7 separate regions of the Homo sapiens genome follow, and regions 2, 3, 4, 5, 6 and 7 are each linked to region 1. The links are chromatin contacts, found by Hi-C or POLR2A ChIA-PET in ENCODE. All regions are on one chromosome and are shown on one strand. Each heading gives the region's core, a stretch centred on a gene start or an enhancer-like site at or near the end of the contact. The rest is flanking DNA. Distances are from core to core; before and after follow the strand shown.

Evidence for each region. A loop is a pair of places that touch in the nucleus more often than their neighbours do. ChIA-PET counts read pairs that join two places held with the same protein, here RNA polymerase II (POLR2A). Pooled maps may share reads with other maps.
Region 2: a loop to region 1 is called in a map of B cell, with 20 times the contacts of the local background. The contact joins the enhancer-like site here to the promoter of RGS12 in region 1. A Hi-C loop is called at or near these places in 1 of 168 maps with a recorded cell type or tissue (B cell), 2 of 37 single-sample maps with no recorded cell type and 8 of 50 pooled maps.
Region 3: a map of ascending aorta shows a loop between it and region 1 (7-fold over the local background). The contact joins the promoter of SLBP here to the promoter of RGS12 in region 1. A Hi-C loop is called at or near these places in 1 of 168 maps with a recorded cell type or tissue (ascending aorta) and 12 of 50 pooled maps.
Region 4: a map of gastrocnemius medialis shows a loop between it and region 1 (4-fold over the local background). The contact joins the promoter of LETM1 here to the promoter of RGS12 in region 1. A Hi-C loop is called at or near these places in 1 of 168 maps with a recorded cell type or tissue (gastrocnemius medialis) and 8 of 50 pooled maps. POLR2A ChIA-PET finds 5 or more read pairs at or near these places in 1 of 52 experiments (T-cell).
Region 5: a map of ascending aorta shows a loop between it and region 1 (8-fold over the local background). The contact joins the promoter of NELFA here to the promoter of RGS12 in region 1. A Hi-C loop is called at or near these places in 2 of 168 maps with a recorded cell type or tissue (CD4-positive, alpha-beta memory T cell and ascending aorta) and 8 of 50 pooled maps.
Region 6: a loop to region 1 is called in a map of CD8-positive, alpha-beta T cell, with 18 times the contacts of the local background. The contact joins the promoter of POLN here to the promoter of RGS12 in region 1. A Hi-C loop is called at or near these places in 2 of 168 maps with a recorded cell type or tissue (CD8-positive, alpha-beta T cell and ascending aorta), 1 of 37 single-sample maps with no recorded cell type and 14 of 50 pooled maps. POLR2A ChIA-PET finds 5 or more read pairs at or near these places in 1 of 52 experiments (activated T-cell).
Region 7: a map of chondrocyte shows a loop between it and region 1 (9-fold over the local background). The contact joins the promoter of MXD4 here to the promoter of RGS12 in region 1. A Hi-C loop is called at or near these places in 2 of 168 maps with a recorded cell type or tissue (ascending aorta and chondrocyte) and 18 of 50 pooled maps.

The regions. Positions count from the first base shown.
Region 1 is chr4:3,291,146-3,294,898 of GRCh38, forward strand. It overlaps RGS12 (regulator of G protein signaling 12), which reads left to right and starts at 1,876. Exons shown (of 18, transcript NM_001394154.1): 1 at 1,876-1,954. RefSeq lists silencers at 1,182-1,291, 1,472-1,951, 1,962-2,011 and an enhancer at 2,665-3,250.
Region 2 is chr4:1,577,534-1,581,286 of GRCh38, forward strand. It overlaps a transcript of FAM53A not described here. Among named protein-coding and RNA genes, the nearest start is that of FAM53A, 100 kb to the right of the region's middle. RefSeq lists enhancers at 1-474, 475-1,347 and silencers at 1,729-2,008, 2,806-2,865, 3,046-3,255, 3,629-3,753, 3,672-3,753. Within about 2 kb of position 1,823, at least 31 of the 41 ENCODE cell types and tissues checked have a DNase peak (open chromatin) inside an H3K27ac peak, as active enhancers do; they include B cell, where a contact is called at or near this core.
Region 3 is chr4:1,710,307-1,714,059 of GRCh38, forward strand. SLBP (stem-loop histone mRNA binding protein) reads right to left here and starts at 2,013. Exons shown (of 8, transcript NM_006527.4): 1 at 1,824-2,013; 2 at 1,568-1,684. The coding sequence starts at 1,882. RefSeq lists silencers at 1,390-1,509, 1,520-2,429 and an enhancer at 2,560-2,849.
Region 4 is chr4:1,854,066-1,857,818 of GRCh38, forward strand. LETM1 (leucine zipper and EF-hand containing transmembrane protein 1) reads right to left here and starts at 2,091. Exons shown (of 14, transcript NM_012318.3): 1 at 1,804-2,091. The coding sequence starts at 1,885. RefSeq lists silencers at 557-733, 1,528-1,717, 1,728-2,287, 2,688-2,907 and enhancers at 1,299-1,800, 2,438-2,507, 3,177-3,753.
Region 5 is chr4:2,007,046-2,010,798 of GRCh38, forward strand. NELFA (negative elongation factor complex member A) reads right to left here and starts at 1,929. Exons shown (of 11, transcript NM_005663.5): 1 at 1,705-1,929. The coding sequence starts at 1,914. It overlaps LOC124900839, which reads right to left. Exons shown (of 4, transcript XM_047416543.1): 4 at 1,961-3,128. The coding sequence starts at 2,716. The coding sequence ends at 1,961. RefSeq lists enhancers at 1,612-2,112, 1,720-2,239 and a silencer at 2,300-2,679.
Region 6 is chr4:2,240,150-2,243,902 of GRCh38, forward strand. POLN (DNA polymerase nu) reads right to left here and starts at 1,972. Exons shown (of 26, transcript NM_181808.4): 1 at 1,902-1,972; 2 at 1,371-1,641. HAUS3 (HAUS augmin like complex subunit 3) reads right to left here and starts at 1,972. Exons shown (of 6, transcript NM_001303143.2): 1 at 1,902-1,972; 2 at 1,371-1,641; 3 at 1-944. The coding sequence starts at 797. It also overlaps the pseudogene COX6B1P5. RefSeq lists enhancers at 1,155-1,656, 1,263-1,362 and a silencer at 2,043-2,402.
Region 7 is chr4:2,260,275-2,264,027 of GRCh38, forward strand. It overlaps MXD4 (MAX dimerization protein 4), which reads right to left and starts at 1,835. Exons shown (of 6, transcript NM_006454.3): 1 at 1,643-1,835; 2 at 1,451-1,550. The coding sequence starts at 1,706. RefSeq lists enhancers at 362-954, 2,186-2,847, 2,848-3,507 and silencers at 1,055-1,114, 1,125-1,514, 1,605-1,664, 1,715-2,554.

The DNA.
Region 1 (3,753 bases), core at 626-3,125:
AAGAGACCTGCAGGTGGTGTTTCCCCATCTCTCACTCAGGGCCACTTGTCCCTGCCCTGGAGCCTCAGGAGGCTGAGCTCTGCGGCCTGCTTCCTTCTGGCTTGGCGCTGCTCTGGAAGATTCCACCATCTGCGCATAGGCAGGAGCCAAGAAGGTCCACAGTTTTGGGGGGGCCAGGGTGGGGGCAGTTTCTTTCCTGGCTCTTTTTTTTTTTTTTTTGAGATGGAGTTTCACTCTGTCACCTAGGCTGGAGTGCAGTGGCACAATCTCGGCTCACAGCAACCTCCGCCTCCGGGGCTCAAGTGATTCTCCTGACTCTGCCTCCCAACTAGCTTCGACTATAGGCGCGTGCCACCACGCTTGGCTAATTTTTTGTATTTTAGTAGAGATGGGGTTTTGCCATCTTGCCCAGGGTGGTCTCGAACTCCTGAGCTCCGGCGATCTGTCCGCCTCAGCCTCTCAAAGTGCTGGGATTACTGGCACGAGTCACCGCGCCTGGCCTCTTCCCTGGCTCTCTCTGCTGGGTCATCAAGGGCTGGCTGTGTCCCTTGGCCATAGGTCGCAGCTCCTGTTAAGTATCTCTCTCTCTTTGTCTGGCTTCCTGTAACCGCTCTGGCCGCGCTCCTTCAGCCCTGCAGGTGAAAACAGTTCCCTCCCTGCTGTTACCTGTCCCAATTCAGCACCGCCCTGTGGCTTCCCGGCTCCCGGACCGCGCCTCTGCCAGCGGGAACCCTGCTGGACTCTTAATTAATTGTCCCACTGAGAATGCCATTGGTTTCCTCCTGGGATCCAAACTAATCACACAAGACTAGATGATGGAGAGCTGCCAAGAAACCATGGGGCGGTGGCGGGGACGGAGGGGAAGCGTTTTGAGCCCATCAAGGCAGGTGACAGGAAAGAAGCAAACCCGAGAGGGGCCGAGTCCCTGGGCGGGCGGCAGGGCTGGAGCGTGAACAGCAGCGACGGATGCGTCTCGAGGGAAAAACGCGGCGGGAGAGAATGAGGGGAAGGCAGGAAGGAAGGGGCAGGGAGACCCAGCGCCGGGGAAGGAAGACACGAAGAGGGCGAGGAAGGAACTCCGGCCTAAAGGGTGAAGGCGGCGGCTGGGACAGGGCCAGAGGCGCAGGCCGGGGCCGGGCAGCTCCTCCTCTCGTGCCAGCGGTGCCTCCGGTCCCGCCCTCGCTGCTGCCCGCGCTCCGGGAGGGGCAGACCCGCTGGACGCCGCAGTCACCGCGCCGCCTTCGCGGGCGTCCCGGGGCCCGGAGGGAACGGCCTTTCCTGGCTGTCCCCGTGGCTTCGCCGCGGGAACTCACGCCGCCCCCGAAGCTGCCGCCAGCTCCGGGCATCTGCCCAGCCGAAAAGCCAGGGCGCCGGGGCCTGACTCCCCACAGCCAGGTTTCCCGGGCACAGAGACCCAACGGGAGCGGGACTTCCTCGGACACCGACGGCGAAGGACAGAGACAGCCCAGGCAGGGGCGGCTCCTCCCGGCCACACCGACCTGCCCTTCGCAGGGTGTCCCGGGCCAGCGGAGGCAGAGAAAACCAGCTTGCGGGAACGCAGTCGCTCCCAGCACCAGGGCCGGGCCAGTGCGGGTACACACCGTGCGCACCAGCGCCGCCGCGCCCCCAACGGAAGTCCCGCCCCCGGCCGTGGAGGCCCCGTCCCTCGCTTCTTCTCATCCCTGCTTCCCTGGCAGTCCCGTTACCACGCTGTCCCGACGCGAAGGCCCTCGCCCCGCCCCGTGCCCCGCCCCCGCATCGCCCCGCCCCAACCCCACCCCCTTGGCCCCGCCTCACCAGGTTCGCCCCGCCCCTCTCCGTCCCCGCCCCTCCTCCGGCCTCGGCCCCGCCCTCGCCTCGACCCCGGGGGGCGGTGGCTGCCGAGGCGACCGTTGCGCGCGCGGGCGGTGGCGCGGGCCGAAGCGCCCGGAGCGGGAGCGAGCGGCGCGGCCCGGTAGGTGTGCGGGGCCGGGGCCGGGGCGGGGGCAGGGCGCGCCGCCTCCGCTCTTTCTTTCGTCTCCGGGGCGCGCGCCCGCGCCCTCCGCCTCCCGGCCGATCCCGGCCAGCCCTGCGCGGCGCCCGTCCCCTCGGGGTCGCCGCCCGCCCGCCCTGCCTTTTGTTCGCCGGCCTGACTCAGGCTCCTGGTCCCGGGCCCGGCGCGGGGCGGGGCGGGGCGGGGGCGGGGGCGGGCGGCGCGGGGCGCGGGCCTGTGGGGCCTCCGGCCGGGCGGGTGCGCGGCCTCCTGGGGCCCCGCGCTGTGAGGCCCGCCCGGGCCCTTGGCGGGACCCGCGGGGGCGGCGCCGGGCAGGGGGTCCCGCGGGCGAGATGCGCCCGGGAGCGCTGGGAGGGTTCCCTCGTCGGACTCCACGAGCGGCCGCTTTGTTAGGGCAGAAGCTGCCTTCCGAGACCCGAACTCCAGACGCACTGCAGCGACCTGGGGTCGCCTCAGCCGCGGTGCCGCGATTGTGCAGTGTAGACAGAGGGGTCCCAGAGCCGTGCGGTGTAGACAGAGAGGGGCCCAAAGCTGTGGAATGGGGACAGAGAGGGGACCCAGAGCTGTGGAGTGTAGACAGAAAGGGCGCCCAGAGCCATGGAGTATAAACAGTGGAGTGTAGACAGAGAGGGGGCCCAGAGCTGTGGAGTGTGGACAGAGAGGGGGCCCAGAGCCGTGGAGTGTAGACCGAGAGGGGGCCCAGAGCCGTGGAGTGTAGACAGAGAGAGGGCCCAGAGCCATCTAGTGTAGACAGAGAGGGGACCCATAGCTGTGGAGTGTAGACAGAGTCTCATAGCCGTGCAGACAGAGAAGGGGCCCAGAGCCATGGAGTGTAGACAGTGGAGGGTGAACACAGAGGGGGCCCAGAGCCGTGGAGTGTGGACAGAGAGGACCACCTGGCCTCTCACCTGCTTGGTCACTTGCTGGGAATGTGTCCCTGGGCAGGTGACCACCTTCTCTGTGCCTGAGTTTCCTCATTGGACCTGTCTTTGGAGCTGCTGCAAGGGCTAAGAGTGTCTTTGTCTGAAGTCCTCAGCGTGGTCCATGCCGTCCTGTGCAGGGCCCTTCTGAGGCCACAGGGACGTGCAGGATGGCCGGCAAGGCCTGCACAGAAGGGGCGCTGGGGGGCCTTCCCAGGCAAGGCAGCAGCCCCACCATTCACAGCAAGGAGACTACCAAGGAGGGCAGAGAGGCGGCTTTGGGCAGCAAGGGCTGCTGGGGTGGAGTCCTGCTGGCCTTCCCCTAGAGAAGGCGACGTGGGGAGGGCAGAGCAATTCTGAGTAAGGGAGAACCAGTTTATATTTCACTTTAGAAAGTAATTGTCACAGTGCGAAGTTTCTTCCCCTGAAAAAGCGATATAAAAAGGTCCATCGTGGCCAGTGCTTTTGGGGACTTGAGATGATGGGTATCCGGTGCCCGGGCCCTGCGTGGTGCCTCAGCTGGATGCTCTGCAGGTGGGGGAGGCCATGTTGGCTGAGGGCAGGGGCTCAGGCAAGGGCAGTGGGGTGGCTGAGCCTGCACAAGTTGGTGCACCCCTGTCTGGGTCTTTTTCTTAAAACTGCAAGTCCAGCCTTATCTCTGAGACCTCCTGAGGCTGGAACCTGCCATCAGACAGGCTTACAGTTCTAGCCCTGGTAACTGCAATGATGCGGATGCCTCTGTGACTGGCAGAGCAGAGGGAGGAGCGACAGGGCAGTGGTGACCGGAGGTCTCAGGGAGGTTGACAAAGACAAGGGCGGAGGAAAGGCCCCTCACGTGGA
Region 2 (3,753 bases), core at 573-3,072, 1.7 Mb before region 1:
GTAAATCAAGTCCTAATTAGGCCATCCGGCGTTTGTGTAGAATATCATTTTTTTAATTACCAGCCCTGGGCAGGTTCCCCGGCTGCCTGTTGTGCGCCAATTACCATAAATCCCCCGGTAACAATTAACAATGTTGGAGCGAGCTGCATGTATTTCCAATGTTATAATTATGCGCGGCGCTCTTGTTAATTGGCCTATCTGACTCTGTACTTTTTATGCCGCTCATCTGCTCATTACCGCGGCCATTTAATTCAATTAGCACCTTAATTAGAGGGACAGCCTTGTCCAATGTCGGGGCCTTGTCAGGGAGCCGCCTGATGAGCAGAGACAAACACAGGCTCTGCCGGGACCAGGCAGCCGCAGGGCTGCGGGTCGGGGGCTGCAGGTGAGGGGCTGCGGGGGTGCAGGTGGGGGGCTGTGGGGGTGCTGCCCGGGGATGCTCTGGGGGTTCTCCCCATGCCCTTGACCTGGCTGCCCTTGCAGGCCGGGGTGAGCAGCCACAGCACGATTCCTGCCTGCGATTCCTGCCTGCCCTGAGCGCCTTCCCCTGCCACGACCTTCAGGCGCCTGGGAAGGTCTGCAGTCCTGGCTGTCAACACCCCCAGGCCCCCCCCAAGCCTGGACACGGCCCCCAGACCGGCACGATGTCCAGGCTAGGTTTTGTTTTGTGCCAGTCTATTGAAATCGCTATTCCCTGCCTATTAATTCTCCTAATTAGAATTAAATGAAGCATGCTAAATTGCTAGATTAACCAATAATTAAGCAGCCACTGCACTAAAACTGAACACCCCGGGTGGCCTGCACCCCGTCTGCGTGCAAGTGCCAGGGGCGGGCGTGCCAGGCAGGAGGGGCCGACCAGCCTTGGGGACAGCGGTGCGTGCGCTAGTGCCCGCACCCGGTGTGTAGAAGGGCGCGAGCGTTGGCGTGAGAGCCGGTGTGGCCTGGAAGCTCTGCAGGAACGTGTGGGGGTAGGAGGTGAGGGGACCCTCAGTTACGGGGAGAGGGCATCACACGGGCCTTGCTGGGGGCAGAAGATTTGTCGTGAGCGCGACAGACCCACTAGACTCTGCAGGTCCCCATGGGAAGCGCCCTGCCCTCCACGCCCACCTACGAGGTCGCGACCCCCCTACCCCGAACCGCCCTCTGCAGACAACGAGGCTCGGAGGAGGCAAGCAGCGAACCAAAGCTCCCACCGTCACCAGGGAAGGGAGGGGAGGGCAGGGCAGGGAAGGGGCGGAGGAGGGGAGAGAAGAGGGGGAGAGGAGAGAAGAGGGGGAGGGGAGAGAAGAGGGGGAGGGGAGAGAAGAGGGGGAGGGGAGAGAAGAGGGGGAGGGGAGAGAAGAGGGGGAGGGGAGAGAAGAGGGGGAGGGGAGAGAAGAGGGGGAGGGGAGAGAAGAGGGGGAGGAGAGGGGTCGCCTCTCGAGGCAGAGCAGGCGGGAAAGGGCGCGGCCCGGCTGCGACACCCCTAGGCCCCCCACCCCCGCAGGCGCAGAGCCGGGGCGCTCCCCCCATTGCACCGCCCGCCCTCCAGGCCGGAATCGAGGTCCCCTTCCCAGCGCTGCTGGACGCCCCTCCCGAGCGCTCCCGAATCCGACCAGCCCGGAGGCGGCTGCGCCTCCAGGGGCTCCCGTCAGGCCCCTGCCCCCCCTGCCCTCCCTGCCCTGGCGCGCCCCCGCCCCTAGCCGCCATCCCCGCCCGAGGGTCCCAGCCAGAGCCCCGGCCCCCGGCCCCGCCCGCGCCTGCTGGGCGCCCCCTGGTGGCCTCGGCTGGGCCCTGCCGCTGCGCCCACGGCCCTCGTGGGAGGCCCCTCCCTACCCCGGCCGCCCTCGGGCCCCCACGGTCTACTACCCCATGGGGACCGGCATGTCAAGCCCCTGCGTGGGCGCCTGCGCCACCCCCCCGCCCTCCGCACTCGCCCCCTTGTCCCAGCCCCGCGTCCTGGGGAGGAGGCTTGGGCCGCAGCCCAGCACCCAGAAGTGCAACGCGCACGGGTGGGGCCAGGCTCGAGTCAGCCGGTGACGCAGCCTCTGTGTGACCAGGGCGGATGGCCCGACCTCTCTGAGCCCCCGTTTCCCCGCCTGTAAAAGGGGGTGGGGCTGCCTCCCAGCGCCGCTGCGAGGCGTGAGTGAGTTACGACTCAGAACGCCCAGGTCCGAGGTGAGCACACGCGACACCCGCGAGCCACGGCCACGCGTGTCCCCAGGGCGCCTCCCGCCACGGGCTGGCCAGGAGTGTCCGCGCTGTGGGGATACGAAGGGGCGCGGCCCCAGCGCTGCGGGGCCCGCAGGGAGGGCGCAGGGGCCGAGCATCCGCCCCGGGGCATCCACCCATCAGGCCTCGCCGTAAACTTCCTCCTAACAGCCGCTCCTGCAGCCGGAAGATATTGACTCGAAGGAGAAACAATGGCAGGAATAAAATAAAAATAAAAAAGTTAATTATCCTTTGTGTTTGTAATTTAATTAAAGATGCAGTAAAGTTTTACTGTTTTTCCAGGTGATGATGTTTAGAGCCCCGAGAAGCTATTTGTGCTGGTGAGATTAAAGTGCATTTTAAAATGTTCCTCCAGTACTTTCACATTTGTTGATAGATTTTTAAATTAAACTTTAAATTGTAATCTAAATTACCTCCAACAATTCATGGTCCCTGTAATGAACTCCCACCGTTCCCGCTGTCATCCGTCGATGATGGAGTGCGAGCCGGGAGCTGCAGCCCCGCGGCCGCCGAACCAACCGCGGAGGCCAGGCAGCCTCGCCCCAGGGACCCCGCCCACGGCGCCCTACACCGGCGGCCAGTCAGGGAGGCCAACGCCGCGAGACGGAAGCAGCCATACCCCGCGGGCCACCAGTGTGGCCAGAAAAGATCTGCAGGGATGTGAGGGCAGCTCAGAGCTGAGATCTAAGGCTGGGGCAGAACCGGACGGCGCAACAAGCTAGGGAGAAAGCATCCCCGGCGCGGGGTGCACGGAGCCCCAGACCCCACCCGCCTCCCGCCCGGACCCCGCCTCCACTCAGGGAGCCGGGCCCCACCTCCCGCCCTAGGCCCCGCCTCCTACCTCGGGCCCCACCTCCCGCCTAGGCCCTGCCTCCTGCCCAGGCCCTGCCCCCAACTCAGGGCCCCGCCTCCCGCCCAGGCCACGCCTCCCACTGAGGACCCTGCCTCCCGCTCAGGGACCCGCCTCCTGCCCGAGCCCTCCCTCCCTCCCAGGTCCTGCCTCCCGTCCAGGTCCCCGCCTCCCACTCAAGGCCCCGCCTCCCACCCAGGCCCCGCCTCCCACTCAAGGCCCCGCCTCCCACCCAGGTCCCCCCCTCTAACCTGGGCCACGGCTCCCACTCAGGGCCCCGCCTCCCACCCAGGCACCGCCTCTCACCCAGGCCCCGCCTCCACTCAGGGCCCCGCCTCCCACCCAGGCCCCCCCTCTAACCTGGGCCACGGCTCCCACTCAGGGCCCCGCCTCCCACCCAGGCACCGCCTCTCACCCAGGCCCCGCCTCCACTCAGGGCCCCGCCTCCCACCCAGGCCCCCCCTCTAACCTGGGCCACGGCTCCCACTCAGGGCCCCGCCTCCCACCCAGGCACCGCCTCTCACCCAGGCCCCGCCTCCACTCAGGGCCCCGCCTCCCACCCAGGCCCCCCCTCTAACCTGGGCCACGGCTCCCACTCAGGGCCCCGCCTCCCACCCAGGCACCGCCTCTCACCCAGGTCCCGCCTCCACTCAGGGCCCCGCTTCCCACTCAGAGCCCCACCTCTGCTCAGG
Region 3 (3,753 bases), core at 763-3,262, 1.6 Mb before region 1:
CTCAAGCCTCACAACTTCCCATGCCTAGCTGCTCCAGCCCATCTTCTCTATCTTAGCAAATGGCCCCAATCAACAGCGTTCAGACCTAAAGGCTTGAGTCATTCTTGATGCCTCTTTCCTGTGTAAACCAAAAAGTGTCTGAGACAGGTCTCAATTGCTTTAGGAATTTAGCTAATGTTAAGGACATACCTAGAAGAACACGAAATTACAGAAAGAGTCTGTGGTCTGTGCCTTTCTCCAGAGATGACTGTCAGGGCTTCAATATTTAAAAGAGAAAAGTAGGTTGAAGGAGAAAGATCTACATGTTCCAAGAGAAAAGGAGCAGGTAGGGGAATAGTCAATTATGTATTCCTAGTGTGCTCAGTAAGTCGCCACTTAAAGTGAACAGAGTTCACCCGTGGAGATATTTAATCTTGTATCTGTAGGTATCTGCTTAGAAAAAAAAAAAGAAACACAAAGGTGGCCGGGCGCGGTGGCTCACACCTGTAATCCCAGCACTTTGGGTGGCCAAGGTGGGTGGATCACTTGAGGTCAGGAGTTCGACACCAGTCTGGTCAACATGGTGAAACCCTGTCTCTACTACAAATACAAAAAGTTAGCCGGGCGCGGTGGCATGCGCCTGTAATCCTAGCTGCTGGGGAGGCTGAGGCAGGAGAATCACTTGAACCCGGGAGGGGGAGGCTGCAGTGAGCCAAGATCGCGTCACCGCACTCCAGCCTGTGAGACAGAGTGAGACCCTGTCTTTAAAAAAAAAAAAAAAAAAAAAAAAGTAACGCAAAGGTAGTTTCTTGCATGATTCCGCGCTCAGCATAATTTTTTCCTTTTGGCACAGTGAAGTTGGGTCCGATTTTTTTTTTTCCTTTCACGCCTCCCATCCCCAACCCATCAGCAAGTCTCACAGGTCCTGCCTTCAGAAGCCTATCCCGAACCACGCATTTCCCTCCACCTTCACTGCTCCATCTCGGCCAAGTCACCACGCCTTTCAGGGAACTCAGGAGCAACAAGCCCCCAGTGCGGGACGAGCCACCCCAAAGCCCCTCGAGAAGTTTTCTCTAACCACAGCCCCGAAAAGCCCCGCCACTACGACCACTGGCACCCCTGCTTATTTCCTCCAGACCCTCCTCGGCCGTCCCACCCCATCAAGCCCTCCTTTCGCTCGCATCTCCACCCTCCCTGCACACTGCCTAACCCAGAAAATGGCCAAGCAGGTAAGCCCTGTCAACTCACTTCTCCTCGGGACTCGGGTGTCCCTGACTTCCACGTGTTCACGAGAAGCTCGTCAGAGACCCTGACCTCTCCCGGGAGCACAACACAGACTCGAACTGGCTAACTCGGGCTGACGCCGGTTCAGCTGACTCCCATCCTGGCAAGAGGCTTCCGGAGTGTTCCAGCGCCTCCCAGGCCTGCTGCGGCCGCCCCAGTCCACGGGCCGCGCGGAGACCAAGATAAAAGGACGCAGGGTGCCGACCTGACCGATCCCGGCACCGCGAGAGCGCGACGAGGTCCCTGGAGCCCGCGGCCTCGTCAAGGGCCCCACCGCGCCCCGACCCCCGGGTCCCGCGCCCACCTCTCGGGTCTGCGCTCGGCGCCGCGGTGCTCTGCCTCCTCGGCGTCTTCGGGCCTCCAGCGCCTGCCGTCGGCTCTGCGCTTCCGTCCCAGGCTCCATCGCGCGGGGGACGGCGGGCTGCGGGGAGGGACGCGGTCGGCTGGGCACGGGAGGTTCGGGACCGCCTTACAACCTCCGCCCTCCCACACCCCGGCCCCGCACAACCCCCGCCCCACGGGGCACGCGCTCCCTCGCCCGCCGCGCAGCCCGGCCTCACCTGGCGTCACCGTCGCAGCGGCTCTGATGCCTCGGCGGGCTTCGCGGGCGGCAGGCCATGGCAGCACGGGCCGGGCGCGCAGCGCAGGGCCGAGGCTGAGGCGGCGGCGGCGCGGGCAGAGAGCGCAGAGTAGAGCAGGGCAGGGCCTGAGGCAGAAACCCGCGTCCCCGCGCCGGCGCTCACGAGCTCTGCGCGCCCCGCCCCCAACCGCCTTTATGTGGGCGCCGGGCCCCGCCCCTCGGCCTCCCGCGCGCGCCGGGTCGGGCGAGACCATCGGGCCACGCCGCAGGGGTCCACTCAGCTGTGCGCGCCTCGCGAGCCGACTGGGGCTAGGGCGAGGCCTCGGGACCGCGGGCAGCCGCGAAGCCCGACTGCCCGGCCCTCGGCTCGGGAGCCAGATGGACGCCGTGGGCTGAGGAGAGGCCTGAGGAAAAGGTTGCCCCCACCCGCGGGATTGAGGCGGCCGGGCCGCCGCGGGCCTCTGCGACGCTGATAGGTCGCGCCTTGGCGGGCGGGGGCAGCTTTGGCGGGAGATTCGGCCGCGCGCGACGCGGCGCAGGTCGTGGGGGAAGGGTAAGCGGCACGTTTCTCGGCCTGGGTCGTGGCGCATCTCCCATTGGTTCCGGCCTGGGTGGAGCGCGGCTCTGCTTGGTTCCTGCCCAGGTGGGGGCGTGTCTCCTCCCTGGCGGGAACCCGGAACCCGGAACCCGGAAGGCGCGGCCTGTGGCGGGTACTGACTGCTTCCCACGGTCCCGTGGCCGCTGCAGGCCCCGTACGCGCCGTCTATTGTTTTGAGCCGCTTAAAGTTTTGGAGTAACCTTTTAGGTCGCAACAGTTGACAACTACACTGAGTCTTTCCGGTCCCACTGCCCTGGCCGTTGACCGCACACCGGCCACCGACTGAGCCGCTAGTTTCGGTTGCCGCTGCCTCCCTGCCCGTCCATGACGTCCTCCACTGTGTCGCCGGTGCATGACGCTCCCACCCTCTGCCTGGAGTTGACTGGGTTTGTATCCTGAAGAATCCCTGGCTCAGCAGGTAGGTTCCACCTGGAGGCGAGGTCCTGTAGATCCGCACCATCCCGTCCCGCTTCCCCGCCGTCACAGTTGCAGCTGACGGCCCCGCGGATCCAGCCAACTAGAACCCCAACGGGTGCACTACACCTGAGAACAGGTTCCCACAGCTTCCTGTTGGGGACAACGTGAGGGATGCAGGGGAGAGTGGAACCAGCCAAAAGAGTGGGCAGTGGGGTCAGGTCCAGGAGGCTGAGCCCCAGGGATGCTTGGGATCCCTCTAAGGCCTTACACCTCTGGGAGGGCCGGACTTTTGCACCTGCTGCCCTCAGGACTGTGCCTTGGTGCGTCCACCGCCCCCTTTTGAACTCAAAAAAGTCATCCTCAGACTAGGACGGACACATCCTGTCCCCTTCCTCCCCAGGCCCTGGGCATCCCATAACCCTCAACACTGTAAACTAAAAATAAAATCCTGGCAGGGCGCGGTGGCTCATGCCTGTAATTCCAACACTTTGGGAGGCCGAGGCGGGAGGATCATCTGAGGTTGGGAGTTCGAGACTAGCCTGACCAACATGGAGAAACCCTGTCTCTACTAAAAATACAAAATTAGCCTGGCATGGTGACGCATGCTTGTAATCCCAGCTACTCGGGTGGCTGAGGCAGGAGAATTGTTTGAACCCGGGAGGCAGTGGGCTAAGATTGCACCACTGTACTCCAACCTGGGCAACAAGAGCAGAACTCTGTCTCAAAAAAAATTAAAATCCTAAGCCCCCAACAACTGAATGGACCCCCTTGCGGTCAAGGGGACACCAGTGGCAATAAGATACCAAATTATGAATAGGACCTAAGGTCATGCCAGGCAAGGGTTAAGTCACACACCCTACATTTAAACTATATTCCTACTGCCACACTGCTTTTC
Region 4 (3,753 bases), core at 841-3,340, 1.4 Mb before region 1:
ATCTAACACAGCAACTGGAAAGACCACATGCTGAGCTCCACCTTCAGACTGTGCAGTTCCACCACTCAACATCCTCTCACCACTCCAAAAGTTTCAGTGGCTAACCAGCCATTATTGTAAAAATTACAAGAATTGGCCAGGCGAGGTGGCTCACGCCTGTAATCCCAGCACTTTGGGAGGCTGAGGTGGGTGGATCACGAGGTCAGGAGTTCAAGACCGGCCTGACCAACATGGTGAAACCCCATCTCTACTAAAAATACAAAAATTAGCCAGGCATGAGGGTGTGCGCCTGTAATCCCAGCTACTCAGGAGGCTGAGGCAGGAGAATCGCTTGAACCTGGAAGGCAGAGGTTGCAGTGAGCCGAGATCATGCCACTGCACTCCAGCCTGGATGACAGAGCGAGACTCCATTTCAAAAAAAAAAAAAAAAAATTACAAGAATTGGGGGCCGGGCGCGGTGGCTCACGCCTGTAATCCCAGCACTTTGGGAGGCCGAGGTGGGTGGATCACCTGAGGTCAGGAGTTCGAGACCCGCCTGGCCAAGACGGAGAAAACAGTCTCTACTAAAAATACAAAAATTAGCCAGTCGTGATGGCGGGTGCCTATAATTCCAGCAACTCGGCAGGCTGAGGTAAGAGAATCACTTGAACCCAGGAGGTGGAGGTTGCAGTGAGCCAAGATCACACCACTGCACTCTAGCCTGAGCAACAGATTGAGACTCTGTCTTTAAAAACAAACAAACAAACAAACAAAAAAAAACAAGAATTGGGAGGATACATTCAGGGCAACTTCAATCTATCTCTTTGGGGGTGGGGAACAGAGACAAGAATATTGAAGCTGGGTGCCTGGGCATGGTGGCTCCTGTAATCCCAGCACTTTGGGAGGCCAAAGCAGGAGGATCAGTTGAGCCTTGGAGTTCAAGACCAGGCTGGGCAACATACCAAGACCCTGTCTCTACAAAAAAACTACAAAAAAAAAAATTAGCTGGGTGTTGTGTGGCACAACTAACAACTTGGGAGGCTGAGGCAGAAGGATAGCTTGAGCCCAGGAGTTTGAGGTGCAGTGAGTATGATCGCACCACTGCACTAATTATTTTACTTGAGTCCCTCTTAGCAAGTTTTATGTTTATTCCAATTTTACAAATAAGGACATAGACTCAAATAAGTTGGTTAATTAGAGAGAGAGAGGAGGTGGGCACACCCTGGGACAGCATTCACTCCAGACAGCACCTGAGGCTAGGGGGGCTAAAGCCACGCACCCTGAGGACCCTCAGCGGCTCCGGAGTCCCCGTGTTCCCCGGGTGCCGGTCGCGGCCTAATCACACCACAGGGGTTTGTAGGTGCTGGCATCACCTCATCAGTGACGGACCAGGAAGGCTCCTGCAGCCCAGCAGGTCCTGCTCGCCGGTGTCTGCCCTGCCCACCCAGTCTCGTCTCCGGGACCCCAAACGTGACCAAAGGGCACGGCCGTCCTCGTGCGTGGACACGTTCCACCAAGCTTACTCGCGCAGGGCGCGCCAGGGCTGCCCAGCCCTTCAGAATTTTCCCACTGTCTCTGAGGCAGTGACCCGGGGGACCCGGCCGCCTAAGGTCACAACACACGGCAGAGGCCCAGCGGCTCCGCCCGGCGCTGGCGGCCCAGCCCGCGACGAGACCCGGGGCCCCACGGTCCCGCAGGGGCTCCGGAGGCCGGGACCACCGGGCTCCCCGCATCGCCGTGACAACCAGCCCGAACCCGCGGGTCGTCCGCGCTCCCGACCCACCAGCCGGGAGCCGGCCCCGCCCTGGGGTGCCCGCCGCTTACCCCGCGGGACGGTGTACCGAGGCGGCGGCGGGAGGCGGGCGGGCGCCCGGCCGCGGCAGCTCCTCAGTAAGATGGACGCCATGTGCTCGGGCGCGGCGGCCGCTCCGGCCTCCTGCGCTGCCTCCTTCTCCGCGGCGGCCGCGGCTCTTCGCCGTCCCGGCGGCGCTTCAGACCCGGCCCGCGCGGACGGCTGACAGAGGCGGCTGGCCTCGGACGGGAGGCGCTCTCCTCAAGGACCCGGCACCAGCGGCGGCCTTGTCCCGGCACAGACGTCCGGAGGCGCGGGGCGGGGCGGCCAGGCCGCGGCTCCCATTGGGCCCCTCAGCGCCCGCCGCTGGCCAGGTGAGGGGCGGACCGCGCCACCGCGGACTACCGGTTCCGGCGTGCACCGGGACGGCCTGCACGCTGGGGTGCGGACTACCGATCCCGGCGTGCACCGGAGCGGCGGACTACCCTGAGGCGCGGACTACCGGTCCCGGCGTGCACCGGGGCGGCTGGCTCCTGGGGCTCGCTGCATCCTGGTTCCCGTCGTACCGTGGACGCCGGGGCTCGCAGCGTGGCGGCCGCAGGAGCTGAGGGAGTCGGCCGCGCTTGCGCGGGGAGTGTCTTTTCGTCTCCGGGCGGCGGCAGCAGCGCGTGTGTCCGGAACTTTTCTGGGACTAAGTCCTGCACCCACGAGTAGAAAACGGCTCCTGGGAGCTTGGGGCTCCAAGGGCAAGTCAGGGGACGCTGGGGATGGAGGGGCGCCCTCGACGCCCTCGGCCGCGGTCCCTCGCCGGCCCCCCTGCTCTGTGGCTCTGCCCTCGGCGGTCTGCACTCTGGCGCGCGCAGCTCTGAGTGCCTCTTCCCTGCGTACCGGGCGGCGCTCCCCAGATACGGCGCTGCTCGGCGTCGGGAGTCCCCGTCACCACTGGGGGGACGGGAGCGCAGGGTCCCGCCCCGAAGGACAGGGCCATGCCGGCCCCTGGAGGCGAGGGCACTAGGCCGGGTGGCGGCGCAGCCAGCATAGCGGCCCCCCATCCCGGCACACCGCGTCCTCCCGTCTGAGCGGGAGGGGTAGATATGGGTCCTGCGTTGGCGCGGGGGGACCCCTCGTTTCGCTCTGGCCTAAGCAGCCCCTGGGGTCCCGCGCGCCGCAAGAGCGCCAGACTTCCTAACCTGGGCCATACCCTGTCCGCTCCACTTCCCAGTCCAAGAAGGAACAGCCGAAGCCCAGGACGCCAAGGACCTGGCTCGAAGTCTCCAGAATTCCCGCCAGAGCTGGGCTGGGCTCGCGGACCGCTCATGCGCCGTCTCCCAGGAGCCTCCCCCCAGCCCAGTTTAATAGCCGGCCCTGACCAGTCCAGGGGAGAGAGACCGTGCAGCCTCCCAGCAGACCGTGACCTCTGAGCTCCACCTTCCCCTTCCTTCCCTAAGATGAGGATCCCTGAGTTGGGGCAGAGAAAGCAGGCAGGGAGAAAAATGGGGACCTGCGGCGCTGGGGGCCCAGCTGGTGGAGATCTCCAGCTAGGAGATCCCCAGCACAGCACTTGCCCTGCCCTCTGTCTTGTTCAGGGATGTAACCTGCCTCCTCCTGCTTCTCCGCGGCACCTCAGGGCACCGCCTGGGGAGGGTCTTGTAGTGCACACTCAGCATCTCTGTTCCCTGGAGCGCATGGGGTGTGAAACGCCTGATGCCAGCCAGCTCCCCAGTCTTGAGAGGCTGGTTGAATGGCACATCTCCCTAGGAGGCTCCCTCCCCAGGGTCCCCTCTGCCCCTGCTGTCCATGCAGTCGGTCCTCACCCGTCAGGAAAACGTAGCCTGCTTGCCTGGGTGGTTTTCCCCATCAGGAACTGCCAGGTACTGGGCCTGGATGGGCTTGAATTCCCCATCTCAGTGGGAGAAGGGGGCATTGTTTAGTGCAGGGCACTTTGAAGCCGTCTGTAAGTCCCTGTGTCCACACCGGTCAGT
Region 5 (3,753 bases), core at 679-3,178, 1.3 Mb before region 1:
TCAGGAGTTCAAGACCAGCCTGGGCAGCATGGTGAAACCCTGTAGTCCCAGCTACTCAGGAGGCTGAGATGGGAAGATCTGAGGTGAGGAGGTCAAGGCTGCAGTGAGTCACGATGGTGCCACTGCACTCCAGCCTGGTTGACAGCGCCAGACCCTGTCTCAAACAAAACACAAACACAAAAACAAAACACTCTGAAAAATAATTTGGCATGATCCTATGATCCTCACAATTCCACTCCTAGATGTTATACCCTAGAGAAATCCAAGATTCCAAACACCTGAACATATGACCGTAATGTAGTAACGGGATGATTTACAAGAGCACAAAAGCTAAGCGTGTCACTGTGGCAGAATGGATAAAGTGCCTCGTGCTCACAGACAGGAATACCACGCAGCAGTGAAAATTAAACTGCAGTCAGCTGCAACGTGGATGAAACTGTCACGGCGTCGACCAAAAAGACACATGCACGCCACACACAAAATACACTATGATACCATCACACTAACTCCAAATCCGGCAACCAAGCTGTGCCATTTAGGGGTGCATAAATAATTGCTCACACCGGGGAGATGGCACAGAAATGATTACCTTTCCAAAATGAGGAAGGGGAAAGGAAGAAGGCCGTGATTACCAGTGGGAGGCTTCCAAGGAACAGGCATGGTTCTACTTCTCCACCTGTGTAAGGATCACAGGAGTGGCTCGCGATGCTATTATTATTCGTTAAACTGAACAAAAATGCACTTTTCCATACATGTCATATCTCAATCAAAAGCAATTACAACCTATAATAGCTAATAATACATCAGTAGCCAGGAACGTTTAAACAACCATGGGGCTTCAATAGTCTGCAAAACTACTCGGTTTATTTCGCACGGAAAGCGATACAATATAAAGTTTAGGAAAAAAGAAAACAAACCTCACACACCCACTTATTGGAATGACGCAAAACGGCGTGTAGAAAAGAGTAAAACGGACACAGAGCGCTCCGGACGGCCGGGGTCTTTGCGAGGTGAGAACAAGAAAATCCAGTCAGCGGACACTGGAGCTACCGAGCCCAGGCCGCCCCTTCCTCACGCGGGGGTTTCTCTCGGGATCCCCGCCCTCGCCCAGGTCACCAGGGCTGCGTCCCCGACGGGAAACCCCGATGGGAGACCCCGCTGGGGCCGGCGCACCCCCGCTCCAAGAGTCGGTCGCTTCGGCACGGTGGGGGATTAGGGTGGTGAGGACCGAAGGCGGGGGAGGCGGGGGCGGGTGGGGATGAGTACCCGGGGGCCCAGGGAGGGGAGTGAGGACCTGGGGGTCGTAGCGAGAACCCGGGGCCCGGCGGGGAGGAGATTGAGGATCCCAGGGGAGGTGAAAACTTGGGTAGGGGTGAGGACGAAAAGTAGGGAGGTGAGGACCCTAGTGGGGGATTCCCAGGGGGCGAGGAGGGGCGGGGGGTCCTGAAGACCCACGGTGGGGATGAGAACCGAGGTGGGAGATGAGGATCGAGGCGGGGGATGAGGACCCAGGGGGAGGTGAGGACTGGAGGGAGGTATTCGGAGGAGCGAGGAGGGGGCGTGAGGGCGGGCCGGGGGGGTTAACAGTCTGAAGGGGGATGGGAAGGTTGGGGGAGGGAGCGAGGAGGGTCCGGAGTTGGGTGTGCGGGTCGGAGGTGGGAAGGTTGGGAATCTGGGGGCCGCGGGGCGCCACGCCTGCCTTACCTCGTCCACCGTGCGGCGCGGGAGGTGCAGCGTCCCGAGTAGCAACTTGAGCTTCACTGCCGACGAGAGGCCATGGAAGCAGAGACGGATGTTGTCGATGACCGCGGCCGTGAGCAGGGACGCGATGCTGGGCGGCGCCCACAGCTCGTCCGTGGCCCCCAGCTTGTTGTGCAGCCACAGGCCCGTGTCGCTCTCCCGCATGGACGCCATCTTGGGGGAAAGCGCGCGCCGCTGCCCCGGCATCTTATGAAGACACCTACGCGTCCCTCGCTAGGACCCCAACATGGCGGCGCCCGTCGGGCTGCGGGCCGCAGAGGCGGCGCAGGTGGCGCGGTCCCACGAGCGGGGCTTCCCGGGAGAGCGCTTCTGGGTGGCGACCGCGTCTCCGGGTAGCGGCCGCGTCTTCGGGAAGCTTTGTGGCAAAGCCGAGAGCCGGAAGGACGGGGTGCCGCTGAGCAAGGACTATCGGCTTCCGTAAAACATCATGGCGGCGCCCTCTGCTGGCTCTCGGGAAGACCGCAAAAAATGACGTCACGAGCAGGCGCGCGTATTCGCGTCTTGGGAGCCCGGGCTGCGGCCTGGCATTCGCAGTGCAGGTGTCAAGCGCCGCAGACTTGCTGCTCGCGCGGTGGGGCGGAGGCTCCCTGTGGCACCTGCCCCGCTGTCCGCTCTTCGCTTTTTCCCCGCTTGGGTCTCGGCGCGGACCGTGTGGACGCCCCGCCCCCGCGGGCCCAGCACCTGCACGGAGAGGAGCCGCGGCCCTGCGGAGCGAGCCTGCGGGATCCCGGTCGCAGCGCTGAGCTTCCGTCCCCCGCTGAGCCCGCTCTGCCCGTGGCGCGCCGCCGACGGGGCTGCGCTGAGCATGCGGGTCGGAGGGCGCTCGGGAGCTGTCCAGGGGCACTCGTGACCCCACAGTGCAGGGAGGCCCCGGCCCCCAGTCGGGCTGGAGCCGCCAGGCAGGAGCCAGTAGTGAACTTTTCAGTTTTAAAAGCTTGTCATTAGATACAAACATGAGTAAAAGTTAAACTTCATTTTATTAAATTCGTTTTACCCTTTTGTCTTTTTGACGAGGCCTTCCTATGTTGGCCAGGCTGGTCTCAAACTCCTGGGCTCAAGCGATCCGCCCGCCCGCCTCTGCCTCCCAGAGTGCTGGGGTTACAGGTCGGGGCCGCCTTGCTTGGCTTCTGTATTATATCTTTTTTTTAAAAGATCTTTTCCTTATTGTTCCACTGCCATGCTCCTGCCGCCGTTCACAGCTATTGCCACTGGGCGGTGGGAACGCCGGGAGAACAGGGCTCAGCCCAGCTGCTAGCAGTGCCCTGGCCCTGGCGGCTTGAACTTGGCAGTCCTGCGGAAGTCACACGGGGGAAACCCGCAAATGCTACAAATCAGTGCTGGAGCGGTGGTTTTGTTGATTGCTTAAACTGAAGAAAGTGATAGAGAAAATGTTGATGATAAAGATTAAACTTAAAACTGTCATGTCGACAACCGTTACATTGCAAATAGCACATAAAATTTAAGAGAATATTTTTTAAATGATTCAAAAGTGTCGAATTCAGCAAAGACAAGTTATTGACTAATGGGTGAAGTTGTGACATCAGTGGGGCTAGTGCTGAAAGAAGTTTAATGATTAGGCCGGTCACGGTGGCTCACGCCTGTAATCCCAGCACTTTGGGAGGCCAAGGCGGGCGGATCACCTGAGGTCGGGAGTTCGAGACCAGCCTGGCCAGCATGGAGAAACCTCGTCTCTACTAAAAATACAAAACTAGCCGGGCTTGGTGGCGCATGGCTTGCCTGTAAGCCCAGCTACTCGGGAGGCTGAGGCAGGAGAATGGCTTGAACCCGGGAGGCGGAGTCTGCGGTGAGCCGAGATTTTGCCATTGCACTCCAGCCTGGGCCACAAGAGCAAAACTCCCTCTCAAAAAAAAAAAAAAAAGTTTAATAATTATAATCTGAGGGTAAGAAATAGTTTAACAGTGGACGACATATCAAATTTAGTATGAGAAGAGTGAAAGTTACTTCAAGTTGTGAAATCATGATTGAACCGTA
Region 6 (3,753 bases), core at 722-3,221, 1.1 Mb before region 1:
TGCAGTCTAGCCATCTCTAGTCGTCTCTCCTCAAGGATTTCTTGATTATCACAAATAGATGGTGTCTGTATATCTAAAAGTTGAAAATTGTCTTCATTTGAACTTTCAACTACTTCATGTATACCCTGAAAGAACTGTTTTTTGGTATACAAAGTTAATGCTGCTGTGCTTTGCTCTTCCTGACTTAGGTATTTTTCCAAGGAAAATTGCGATAAAAATACCAGTGGATTTGTCCCTTGACCTAAATTAGAATGTCTGAAGAACATCATCAATTGTGTAACTTCATCAGTAAGAGCCTGAAGTTCATTACTGATCTTAGTGATCATTGCATTTAGAATTCCTTGACTCTGCTTCAGCTTTTTAGTGGCTTCTTCTTCTTTAGCATTTAACCTCAGAGATTTGTGGCTAGTTACTGAAGCCATCAATTGACATTTATTACGTCGCTGAATTTTTAGGTTCTTTAATTTCAGTAGAGTTTGAACCTCATCCTCTAATTTCTCCAGCTCTTTATCATCCAGTCTAGGTGTCTTCAAATCAGAAGTTTTACACGTTTTAAGAGCTTCATCCAATGCCGCCCCTTCTAGAATAGGCTTGCCTGATTTCTGAAGAATGCTAAAAGCTTCCAATTCTCTTTCAGACAACACGTTCTGTTCATTCACATTCCCACAAAACCACTTCAGAAACGATTCATCTTCAACGCCCTCAAACAACCAGTCAAAGTCTTCTCCATTAAGATTATCAGCTTTGGGATAACCAATTTTTTTTAATGTTTCCACAAACTCATTTCCACAACTCATGGTTTTAACTACCCCAATTTTGTTGTATCTGATATGGGTTTACGGTGTTGATTTTTAGAAAATAAATCCAAGCAGAAAAAAAGCTACGTTTTATACCAAGTCCACAGAGAAGGGAAAATATATTTTTAGAATCTATAATGATTCCTCCTAGGGGGGAAGAAAACAAGTATTAGACCACAAATATGACGACAGTGTTTTTAAAAAGAAGACACAGACAAATATCACATGATATCCGAGAGCGGGATAAATGACAGGTAGTCGTAGCTGCAATGTTTGATGATGATAAAGAGAAACAGAAACAATTAGGCTAGTTCTCAGAAAACCGCAACAGTAACGAAAAGTAATTAACAAGAAAGTGGATCTATTTGGATCCATTTTATCTTTTTTTCCAAAGATAAAATGGTTTAAAATGCATTACACTTTATAGAGCAGCATTTGTTTTTAATTCAAAATAAATGGATCCAAACAAACCCAAGCCACCAGGAGGCTAGGCAGCCTCTCTTCCCTGCCCTCCGTACGTAAGAAGACGCAAATAAGCATGGCACATCTTCTGAAGATCAACTAAATATTTACCTCAACGTCTCGCCGGGCAAGGCTCCACCTCCAGAGTCCACCACCGCGACGCGGAGAACAGCAGGAGCAGCAGGGAAGCGCGCGGCCACAATTAAGGGTGCTTCGGGCCGGCCTTCAGCCAGCGCTGAGGCAGCCCCGACGCCAGGGCCGCGCGAACCCCAGAGGCAGCGGCAAGCCCCAGGGATCCGCGGCCCCAAGGCCGCGATACACCAGACGCGCCAGCGGCAAAACCTTCCTTCGGAGGGTCACCCAGCTGTGACACCTAAGCACGCTGACAAAACAAACGCACAAGCCCACCGAATCGCCGTCGACACCGAGCTGCAGAAGACGGGGGTGACAGGCCCCGCACAGCCCCCGCCCCAGCTCCTCGCCCAGCGGACCGGGCCCTGATCCCCGGGCAGCTGCTGGAGCACCTGGAAGGAGCCCCCAGGAGCGCAGGAAAAAAAAGAGGCACCTGGGTGCAGACGGGGATCGCGGCCACTCCTCCAGCCCCACACCCCTGCGCCCAGAACCGAGGCCCGCGTCAGTCACCTCAGGAAGTTCCGCTTGCTTCTCGCAGGAGCCCGCCGCCACCGCCCTCCGTGCCCCGCGCGCCTCGCACTGCCTCACGGGAGCGCCTGGACGCGCGCAAGCGCACAAGGCGACGGCGTGGTCGTGGGGGATGACTGTTTGCGCAGGCGTAGTGTCAAAAGAGGCGGAGTCGGCGAGGCTGGACTATGGGGTGGAGCTGAGCAGGCGGCGCTCGGCCCCCGGCCGCTGCGGGCATCCTGCCTCCTGGGCGGGGCGCAGGGCAGAGAGAGGCGGGGTCTGGGCCGGGAAGGGCGGGGACAGGGCCTGGACAGGGGCGGGGCCTGGGCAGGGGGCGGAGCCTGGGCAATGAATGGGGTGCAGAGGGGTGCAGAGGGGTGCGGTGGGGCGCCCTCTGGGGAGCTGAAGCTGCGGGCCTGCTCTCAACGGAGCCGTCAGTTGTGCTTCAGGCCTGCCCTGCCCCGTACTTCAATCTAGACCCTCTGAAGGCACTTTTGAATGGTACAAAGAGCAGCGCAGGTTGGTGGTTGGGAGACAGGCTGGAGCCCGGCGGTGATAGCGCTCGCCCCCGAGAGAGACGAGTTCCCGGAACATTCACAGCAGCCCGACCAATGCCTGGTACATTTTAAGGGTTAGGGATTGTTCGCTTAGAGTCTTTTACAATGAACTTTATTTTGCAAAAACACTTAATTTCTAATCCCTCACCAGAACACTATGTAAAAGCTGACTTCTGGCCGGGCGCGGTGGCTCATGCCTGTAATCCCAGCACTTTGGGAGGCCGGGGGGGGGGGGGGGGGGGATCATGAGGTCAGGAGTTCGAGACCAGCCTGGCCAAGATGGTGAAACCCCATCTCTACTAAAAAATACAAAAATTAGCCGGGCGCGGTGGTGGGCGCCTGTAATCCCAGCGACTCGGGAGGCTGAGGCAGGAGAATCGTTTGAACCCAGGAGGTGGAGGTTGCAGTGAGCCGAGATCACGCCACTGCACTCTAGCCTGGGCGACAGAGCAAGACTCCGTCTCAAAAAAAAAAAAAAAAAAAAAGCTGACTTCCTCCACAATTCCCTTTTCAAAATGTTAGAAATAAACGGAATGGCCTGAGTTAAATACATCGATATATTTAACTCAAGGAGGATGGTACACCATTTCCAAAGAGGATGGCAGTCAGTGAAAGATGACTGAAACGGGATTGCTAAATTTCATGTGAATCTGGCTGATGCCCTACAGCCCAGTGAAACCAGACCTCTCTATTGGACAGAATTCGTTTGCATCTCTACCAAACAAAAATCCTTTGCCACTCCTCAGTCTTCCACAGGTTAGCAGGGGCTTTGGTCATGGGTAAATATAATAGTACTCCCTCCCTTCAGCGTCAAATGACCCTAAAGGTGGCTTGTTAGACAATGTCCTAGTCCAGGGTGACTAGGTAGAAGTCGTTTGGATAGTTTTTCTTAATATTTTTAAGGAGAGAAATAAGAATGTTCTAAGGCAAATATTGTAATCTGATCGAGTCAAAGATATTTCCTATTCATTCTTCACTTGTTTCACGTTTTTTTCCTCCTCTTTTAAAAGTCAATAAGGCCTAAAATGATCTGAAAAACAAACATGATGGGAAAAAATTCAAAGAGTGGTGCCCAATCTGCAGGCAAGGAAACCAGGGATGCTGGAACGGGGAGGCCTGGTGGGAGGACCCTTGCAGCCCAGGGTTGGAGGTTGGGGGTGTGCATCAGGGGGCAGAGTTGAGCCAGTTTGGACAGGAGGAAGTGGGAGCTGTGCAGGCAATGCCTTCCAGAAATGTTGCTGATGAGGCAAAGACTGGGTGGGAGGAGTGTGACACAGAGAGAGAGATACAGAGAGACA
Region 7 (3,753 bases), core at 585-3,084, 1.0 Mb before region 1:
CATCAGAGATGGGTGAGTGGCAGGCAAGTAACCAAACCTCTCCTTGCCTCAGTTTCCTTGGCCATAGAGATAAAAATCACATCACCTCTCTGAGCCTGGGGTGAAGATGAACTGGCTGCATGTGTGAAACGCTCAGCATAGAGGCAGTGTTCGGGCAGCCTTGGCCAGGACGCTGGTTGTCAGCTTTGGATTCTCCATGCTGGGGGAGCCCCAGCTCACGCCCCAGAGTTCTCCACGGGTCAGGGACTTGGTTTGGAGAGAAGCGGCAGCGGGGGCCGGGCTTGCTCACTGAGGAGGCCTGAGGCAATGGTTCCCTCGTCACACTCCTGTCCTTCCCCAAACTGTCCCCAGTAGGGGACCAGGGGCTGGGACTCAGGGACGGGTCCCAGCCAGGGCAGCTGGAGACTCAACCAATTCCTCGCCTGGCTCAGGATGCCACAGAAATGGGTCCCTACACCAGCCTTTCGGATTCCCTAGAACAGGTGGACCACAGGAATGAGCCATGCCCTGGGGCTCTGAAGCCCCCTACAAACGCAGCTCCCAGCCTGCTCACACAAAAGGGCTGGGCCAAGGTGGGCCCAGACAGGACCAGGTGTGCTATGGTCCTCACAGCAGCCAGGAGGGTGGAAATCCCCGGGGAGCCCCGGCCCAGGGTCCCCACTCCCCACGCGGGGGACCTGTACGCACCCCAGCTTCAGGGCTTCTGCTGCCTGAACACGAGGTCAAGGTATGGAGGGCGCAGCTGGCACCCGTAGTAACGACTTCATGGGGCCCCTGCCCTGCAGCCTGCCCCCTCCTCCCGCCCCCTTAAAAGGCCTCTGTCTTAAAAAAGAGGACCCCCATACTGGTGGCTGGAGTTTCGCTGTGTCAGGAGGCTGGGCAGAAGCGGTGGGCACCCTGGGAGGAGTGAGGGCCCAGGACAGCGCCTCCACTCGCTTCTCTGTCTAGGCTCCTGGGGGCGGGGGAAGGTGGCCGAGCAGCAGAGTTCGGCTGGCAGAGCCAGTCGAAAGGAGGCCGCCCACCCACCCGCGGAGAGAAGGGGTTAGGGCCGGCAGCCCCCGCAGACCCTGGCTGAGCCTGTTTCCCCAGACCCACGGGGCACCGGCCAGCGCCCGCTGACAACTTTTCTACCGCCTGGAAAAGTCCAGAACAACTCGGGGGCGGGGAGCGGGCGCGGGAGCGGACCCCGGCGGCGGGCGCTGTACGCGTGGCACTGTTTACGCGAGCGGCCCGGGAGGCGCGGCCGCGGGAAGATGGCGACGGCGAGGGCGGGGCCGGCCGGGCGGGGCTGCGGCCGCGGCCTGCGCGCCTCCTCCTCCAGGCTGGCCGCCGGGGCGCGCGGCGGCGGCGCTGAGGGCCGCGGGCCGGGAATCGGGGCCCGGAGAGCACGCTCCGGGCGGGGGCGGGGGTTCGGACCGGGCCGGGCGGGGTCGGGAGCGGGGGGCGGTACCTGTTGTTCGGGGCCTTGCGCACCAGGCCGGCCGCCTTTGTTTTCTCCCTGGCGAAGTCGCCGTCGAAGGGCAGCACCGAGGCGTAGCCGTGCTCGGCCTCTGCGGACACACGGCGCGGTCAGCGGCCCCCGCCCGGCACGGCCCCGCCGCCCGCCCACCGCCGCGGGCGCACAATGGGGTGCGAGCGCTACCTCGATCCCTGCGCTCCAGGTACTCGGCCGCCTCCAGCAGGATCAGCAGGGAGTTCAGCTCCATCCTCCCGCCCGCGCCCGTCCGCCCCGGGACGGCGGCGGCCGCTGCCCGGCCCGCTCCGGCCGGCTCCGCTCGCCGCCCACCCCGCGCGCCCGGCCGCCGCACTTCCAGACTCCGCGGACTCCGGCGCTCGGCCGCCACCCTCCGCCTCAGGCCCTCAAATTGACACATAAGGGAGAGCGGCGGCCCGCAGAGCCAATGGGAGGCGGCGTTCGCGCCCCGGGGGCGGGCGCCGGGCCGGGCTGGGGCCAATGGGGACGGGTCGAGCGCCTCGGGCCGGGCCGAGAATGTTGACAGATGCAGAGCTGGGCTGGGATAGGCCGGCCGCGCTAGTAACAATTTAGAAGCCCGAGCTTAGCAACAGCACGTGGTGGCCCGGCCCCCGCGCTAGCTGACTGGCGGCCGCCGTGCATGTTAAGTAGGCGCCGCGCGCCGATTGGCCAGAGCGGCCTATGTAAAACAGGCACTGCGAGCCAATGGCCGGTGGCGGGGCGCGCGGCCAATGAGGGCGCCGCAGCCGGACGCGTTGCCGAGAGGAAGCGCAGCGCGCGGGGACCGCCCGCCGTCCTGGGGGCCCGTTAGGACGCAGGAGCGTCTCCGCTACGAGAGCGAAGCAGGGCGCTCCGGGGCGTGCGCCGGGCCGGGCCGGGCCGCCGGGTCTGAGCGCGACGAAAGCAGTGGCTGCGTGGGGGGACGAGGCCTCGCGCTCTGCCCGGGGGTCTTGCGTGGGGCCGTGAACGACTCCCCTCCCCGCCGGGCGCAGAGTGGCCCCGGGAAGGGCCGGGACCTCGGAGAGGGACGCAGACGCTCTGATCCTAAGAGCCAGGCGTCTCTGAGGGTGTCAGTGGGGAAACAGGCCCAGAGCGGGCGGGCTCCTCAGATCGCCCAGTGGACGCCGGAGCTGAGGGAGGGCCCAGGTCTGGGGAAGGGACACAGACGTGCGGCCAGAGTCGAGAGGCTCCCCGGAGTGGGGGGCTGCATGCTCTGTGTCTGGCCTGAGGGGCAGGGACGTTCCTAGAGGCAGGCGCTGGCCACCTCTGGCCGAGGACGCCCTAAGTGGGGACGGGAGTGAACCCTTCATCAAATCCCAGCTGGCGGGTCTCCCTAGTGACCCCTGACCCTAAGGCTGGCCCAGACTGGCCTCGGCACCCCCCACCCTCTCGCAGATTTTTTTTTTTTTTTTTTTTGAGACGGCTCTGTTGCCCAGGCTGGAATGCAGTGGCGTGATGTCAGTTCACTGCAACCTCCGCCTCCCGGGTTCAAGCGATTCCCCTGCCTCAGCCTCCCAAGTAGCTGGGACTACAGGCGCGTGCCACCACGCCCAGCTAATTTTTGTATTTTTAGTAGAGATGGGGTTTCACCATGGATGGTCTGGATCTCCTGACCTCGTGATCCGCCCGCCTCGGCCTCCCAAAGTTCTGGGATTACAGGTGTGAGCCACCTCGCCCGACCCATCTCACTGATTTGATTTTTGAGGTTGGTGGCCTGGATGTGCCAAGGGCCAGGCCCCGCAGGCTGGAGAGTGTGGAGGCATAAGGTGGCTGGACCCCTCCAGAAGTACTCAGTGGGACACAGGGGCTGCTGCTGGCAATGAAACTGAACAAAAAATGCAAAACCTCAGCACCAGGACTCCTGTGAAAGCTTCGTGTGCATCTCCCTGTGTTTTGCATGCCCGGCTTGCAGATCAGGACATGGGACTAGACGCTCAGGGATTTGCTGGGGTCTCCCAGAAATCTCAGCAGAATGGAGATTAGTGCTGCCACACACGGCTCAGGGCTATAGGAATGCAGAGGCCAGAGCCTCCTGGCCTGGCTGGTCCTGCTGGGTGTAAGCCTGTGGTGTGGGCTTCAGAATAATGTGTGTTCCCACAGAGCCCTGCAGGACCCAGTGGGGAACTCGGACACTGCTATGAGACAGCCCTGCATGGACATTGAGACAACCCCCTTGATGTTAGCAGGGGCCCTTCCTGTTCCCGCCCCACAGTGACGCCAGGGCCCAAGGCAGAGCCCCTCACAAGAACTCAGCACTGAGGCCCTCCAGGTTTGTCTGC